Regions from separate parts of the Homo sapiens genome. Here region 1 is linked to region 2. A link is a loop called in an ENCODE intact Hi-C map of the cell type or tissue named here. Cell type or tissue: endothelial cell of umbilical vein. All regions are shown on one strand. Links, peaks and the distances in the headings refer to the core of each region. The heading gives the core; the rest is flanking DNA. Region 1 overlaps MIR31HG (MIR31 host gene). Region 2 has its middle 120 kb from the start of MTAP.

Region 1 (2,924 bases), core at 209-2,708, 140 kb before region 2:
ACTAATGAATCAGATCCACATTTTGAAAAACATTATACCAGAAGACTATCAAATCTTCTTGCCCATGGCATATTATTCATAAATCCCAGCATTCTTCCCAGCAAGTTCAGCTAAGCTTCAGAACCCATTTCAAACAAGCATTCCAGGCAGCGAGTATCAACTATAGTTGGGACACAGTCACCACCTAAGTTTTAAGAGGACAAAGTGCAGGGACAGAGTAGCTATTTTTATTATTTTGCACTGTTTGTACCCCCAGTGCTTGCAGAGCATCCAGAACAGAGCGGGCACTCAAATAACCACTAAGAGGTGAATCAGTAAACGACCACTAAGAAGATCAGAGGGTAAGCTTCGGTTTCTGAAGGCCCTCTGTAGCTCCTTGCACTCCATCTTTTGGCTACTTTGCTATCTTTAAATATAAAGCTTTCAAAATTCAATCACTTTGAGTACTGTATGTACCGTCCCTGCTCTCCAAACTCCACCTTTTAATAACAGTTACCTGTACTAGGCTACTTGATGGTGCCTCTGTTATTTTCAAAAACAATTAGTTTACACTTAAGGAATTACCAAAAAAGATTACAAATCATGATAGAGTCCCTTGATAACTGGAAAGAAGGACCTGCCAAAACATGGACTGGATATTAGTGCATGTATTTTCTTATTTCAACCCTTCAACAATCTATTTAGTTTCATATCATCAACCCATTTTACTGGTGGGAAACCAAACACTTGGAAAAAAGAAGTGAGGTCACACAATTAGTAAATGCTTGGCAGAGCCAGGATTTTAAACTAGGTATTTCATTGCTCTTTATTATACCTCAGCTGCTCTTAAAAATGGCATTTAAATTACAAAGAAACAATGACCAGAAGCCTCAAACCCATTTGAAGTGTGTGAATTGTTAACAAGTTATCGTGTTGGAAAAATAAAACCCTATAACTTAGTAATATACTTCATCACATAACTTTACTTTTTCTTTGCCAAATCTTTGTGAGTTATTCACTGCTGGGTATGTTTTTCTTGGCAGCTGTTAATCTTGGCTCCGACATAAGTTCTTACTGTAGAGTAATTCAGATACGTTAAGTCCTCTATTACACAGAGAAAAAACAAGACTCTCTCTCGTGTGTATGCGTGTGTGTGTGTGTGTGTGTGTGTTTATATTGCTCATGTCCAAGAGGAAATAAAAAATGGAAACAATATAAATTGGGGGTGTGTGCATCGGGCAGTTAAAAGACTTTGAAGGCAGAATCAACAATTTTGGCCTTTTGGCTCTCAGCAGAAGTAGTGTAAGGAAATGGAGCGGAAAAGAACAGTACGGGTCAGGTTTAACTCACATGCACCCCCACACAAGTGTACGCTGCTTGACGTAGTCACAAAACCTGCAATGTGTAATTTGCCCAATCATGACCATGAGTCACTGTAAAAGTTACTAAGAAGGTTGTTCAAAAAAAGCATATTTTTGTTATAACTTTAGTTCTCAACCAGGAACAATTTAGGGAACATTTGGCAATGTCTGGAGACATTTTTGGCTGACACTACTGGGTAAAAGACAGGGATGCTGCTAAACATCCCACAATGCACAGGACAGCCCCCCATAACAAGACATTATATGGGCAAAATGTCAGTAGTACCAAGGTTGAGAAACCCTGGTTTTCAGTGCAATAATATTTCGTGGACAACACAACTACTATACTCCAGCTGCCTCTCTGATCCTGTCTCCTCATCTGTAAAATAAAGATGATTATAGTGCCTCTTCATTGTGTTGTTGTGAGGATTGAGTCTGATTTATGTAAAGCATTTAAAACTACGCCTATGACATAAGTAGGTGCTAAATAAATGTCACTCTTATCACCACCAGCATCATCATCATCAAAGCTTACCACCATGCGGCATGACCCTTTATTAGGTGAATTCTCGGGGTGAAAGAGGATTCTGTGTTAAAATAAAGTTGGAAAATGGTAGGTTAAAATCAGACAAGTTTCTTTGTTGTGTAAATGCTTGGAATCTCTAATAAGCAAAAAATATAGGACATGGAGAATTTCACATTGATCTGACCAAAGAATCCTATGCAGAATCTTGCAGGACTGAACACTTTTAGGGAAAGGCCGGTGTGGTGAAAGGGCATATACTGAGACTCTATAAACAGGATTCAGCTCTTGAGTCTATCACTTATCTGCCATGAAGCTGGGTAAGGCCCTTGACTTTCCTTGGCCTCAGTGATCACCAACGCAAAAAAAAAAAAAAGCCCTTCCAGATCAGAAAGTCTCAGCTTCTCTGATGCTCCTGGTTGTAGCATATCACTGCAGACCTCAAAGACATGCACTGTCAGATGTCAAGGACACCAGGGTCAAGCAAAATGAAGAGCTATGACAATTCCCAGGATAATTATGCTCCCCAAATTCCTGTTACTAAGGAAGCTCAAATATCCAATGTGGGAAATCAAGAGGAACATGATATAAAAACTAGCCTTATCTGTTGTGTTTTTGCAAATGCAGTCTAACTTTTTAAACAGAAAGCAAAACTAGCAAAGAACAATATGGTGCAATTTTTTAAAAATCTCAACTACCTAAAGTGTAGACCAGTATTATCTCCTCAATTATCTTTTAGGTGCTAAATAAAATCAGCACAGAATACGGCAAGAAAGGATTGCTACCTCAAGGAACTAAAACTCTATTTGGGGAGGAAAATGCACATATATCAGACATCCCGTGAGTGCTGACAGTTTAAACAAAGACCAATGGGAGCAGAGTCATCTCAGTTATTGCCATTTTTGATAAGTCAAATGCACAACAGCAAAATACAAAATAAAATTTAAAAATGAAATATAAACATTTATCTTTTCGTTTGGGTTTCCAAGTAAGTGTTTTATACCACCTTATTGTTCAGCCATCATTGACAGGGGCCAGGAAGGTATTTAAACTGCAGGGTA
Region 2 (2,924 bases), core at 316-2,815:
CCACCAGGAGTCGATTTCAGTTCCCCTAAATATCCAAGCATGAGGGAATGCTGGCAATGTGAACGTTCAATGGTAAAGTATCTGAGGATTTTGCAGATGCAGGTTGTCAAACTCATCATTAATGGAAGTAATCAAGAGCTCTAAGCATCCTTTTTCTTTTCCATAAGTTCCAGGGTGCATGTGCATACATTCTAAATGCTGGTCTGTTAAACCGATGTGCAAATTTTCAAGGACTATGCCAAAAGATAATAGCAGCAAGCCCACATTCAAATGCTGGAGAAAAGGAATGGGCTCATGACAATGAGCAAGTTAGATAATGCTTACAAATCACACTCGGGAGGCATTTTCTTCATGTTCACAGAATCTGTAAAATCCCTTTGCAGCAGAGTATGGCATGTTTTATTTTTTTCTTTTTCCAAGTTAGGTAACAAGTTTAGAATATATCTAAAATTTATTGGATACTAATTGTGTCCTAGGGTCTCTGTTTAGAACATTTATTTGCACTGTCTTATTTAATCCTTACAACAAGCTTATGAGGAAAATTTCATTATTACTCTATGTATTACATGAGGAAGCTGAAGATTAAGGAAGTCAACCGTCAATAGCCATGTAGCTATTAAGTGGGCCTCTGAGATTCTAGAACAGATCAATCTGACTCCAGACTCCTTTACCACACACTGCATTATTTGATAAGAACGTAAGGGAGTTGCCCAGAGCATCTAATCTCAAACCTATCTCTATTAATTCCAAAGTCCTTTATTTTTCCATGCCCACATTCTCCTCTATATTGAATCTTGTAGTGGATTTTATTAAATGAAGTGTGGATTTTCCCTCTCTAAGAATGTCTACAGTGAAGTTATTTACCACAAGATGGTTTTCATCCAGACAGAGGTATATCTAACACGAATAAATATTTTCTGAGCATTTACCATCTGCCCCACACTACAGTAACACTGTCGAGTTCACTGAAATGAACCTGATGGCTTCTGTGATTCCAGGCAGCAACATGTTTCTCTAAATCCAATGAAAATAGGAACTTATAACATCTTCAGCTTACATATTTACTGTTAACACGAAGGGGGAAATAAAATGATTTCATTTCCCTTTCGCTGTTTGAGGAGCAGTAAAGCCCAGCTTCTTGACTTTGAGTCATACACCTTGAATGGTAGGTTGGGCAAACTGGTGGTCACCTTCAGGTCCCAACCTGTAGAGCAACCCACCTTGGAAAGCCTCATCATTCAGGGAGGTAAGTGTGCCAGGCTCCACAAACCTGGACTTGCTGGTGAAAAGTCTCTCCAGCCAAGAACAGCACAGCCAGGAAAGGGTAGTGGGAGGTAGAAAGCAAGCTCAGAGCTGGCAAGTGGACAGAATGAGTCACCTCTTTGATGTGGAGTGGTTATTCCAAACACAGCAAAGGTGAGCAAGCATTTCCTTCCTCTGACTACCCTAACTACAGCGGCAACAGCCCCTTAATGTAGGAAACTGAGTCACAGGCTAGGAAGGTTTCAGAGATGCAGGAGGAAAATTGCTAGACTATACTGTAATACCAATCTTACTAAGATAAATTTAGTGTCAGCCTGGTAAAATATCATTCTGCCTTATTTGCATAAACTAATTTTCCCTTGTTTCCACAACCTTTCCTCATTGCTCCCTATTCTTAGTAGGGATGCCAGTTAAGAAATGTACACATAGAGCAAGACCTTTCAGCAGAATTAACTCTTTAAAGGAATCAGTGAATGTGAGTGAAAAGAAGACTGGGATTGTCTTATTAAGAGAATGAAAACGCCGTAAAAAAAAAAAGGTTGTTAAACCCACTGGTGGTTCTGGGAGTGGCTGGTTCTTTCATAAGAACAGTTTGGTATACTGGGTCATGCTAGAATTCGCCTGCCTCAGCCTAAATGGATTGAGTCCATTTGCAGAAAACAGAGGAAAAGTACGCTGTTTCCACTGGTTTCAACTTGGAGCAGGATTGTCTGTTGGTGTCTCAGCATGGGGCCTTCTTCACTCTCCCTGGAAGCAAGGCCCAGAAACATAAAGGCTATGTTTTCTAGACTCCTTGTAAGTAGTGCTCTGATTTAGGGTCTTCTAACGAGAGACACTTGCACGAGAAGGTGGAAGAGAAGGCACTGTTATTGCTCTGGAGTTAGTGAGCAGGTACAGGGTCACTGGCAGATAGCAGATCTGAGGTTTTGCCAGTGACTTTTGGGGGTCTGCCTGAAAATCACCTACTTAGGTGCTTCAGACAACTGAGACAGGTGATGAAGGTCCCCTGCAACTCCTGCCTTACCTGATTTCCTGAATACTTGTGGCAGTTTCCCTGATTTTCTTGTCTTACAATGTTTTGTAAACCCTAAATTAAATTTCCTGATTGAATAGCTAAAGAGGTTTCTGTTTTAGACTAAACCCTACTTGTCACATACTTCGAAGGGGCAAAGAATATATCCAAATAATTCACCTTTCATAAATTATTAAGAATCTATTTTTATGTAAGAATTCATCTTTTTCAAACGTTTATATTTTCATTATGTACCAATTCTTGTGGCAATGACTTACAAAATTTACTATGGAGTCATGAAATGTATTTCATGCTTCTCATGACATCTGTTGTATATTAACATATGTTCATCTATCCTATGTCCTTGAAGAGTGCTATATGTTTGGTCTGTTCTTATGTCAGAGAACACAAAAATACACACACCCACAACCTGAATTTTAGTTTGTAAATTTAGTGGCTTTGTCTGAAGCTTTTCTGAGCAAAGAGTAGAAGGAGAGAGAGAAATGACCTGAATTCTTAAGAATAGCATCCAAAATTTTGACTCATATAGGCCAGAGTAAAGGGGAAAGGTGAGTCTTTCAGAGAAAACATAATCTTCGTGAATTAACTTTTTTCCTTCACAAAGATCAGGCTTAATCTTTGCTCCCTC

Evidence for each region. Peaks named below come from ENCODE experiments on the same cell type or tissue, not always from the same donor. Only the 100,000 strongest peaks of a DNase experiment are listed, where the experiment ranks them.
Region 1: it touches region 2 in a loop (6-fold over the local background); 10 of 110 quality-filtered maps call a loop at or near these places.

Annotation. Positions count from the first base shown.
Region 1 is chr9:21,548,306-21,551,229 of GRCh38, forward strand. All of the region lies in intron 1 of MIR31HG (MIR31 host gene), which reads right to left. Among named protein-coding and RNA genes, the nearest start is that of MIR31HG, 10 kb to the right of the region's middle. In endothelial cell of umbilical vein, for the core only: no CTCF peak of the experiment used is centred there; a DNase peak (open chromatin) is centred at 1,176; H3K27ac peaks cover 2,500 bases.
Region 2 is chr9:21,683,733-21,686,656 of GRCh38, forward strand. No RefSeq gene overlaps it. Among named protein-coding and RNA genes, the nearest start is that of MTAP, 120 kb to the right of the region's middle. RefSeq lists an enhancer at 753-1,952. In endothelial cell of umbilical vein, for the core only: no CTCF peak of the experiment used is centred there; a DNase peak (open chromatin) is centred at 1,379; H3K27ac peaks cover 2,500 bases.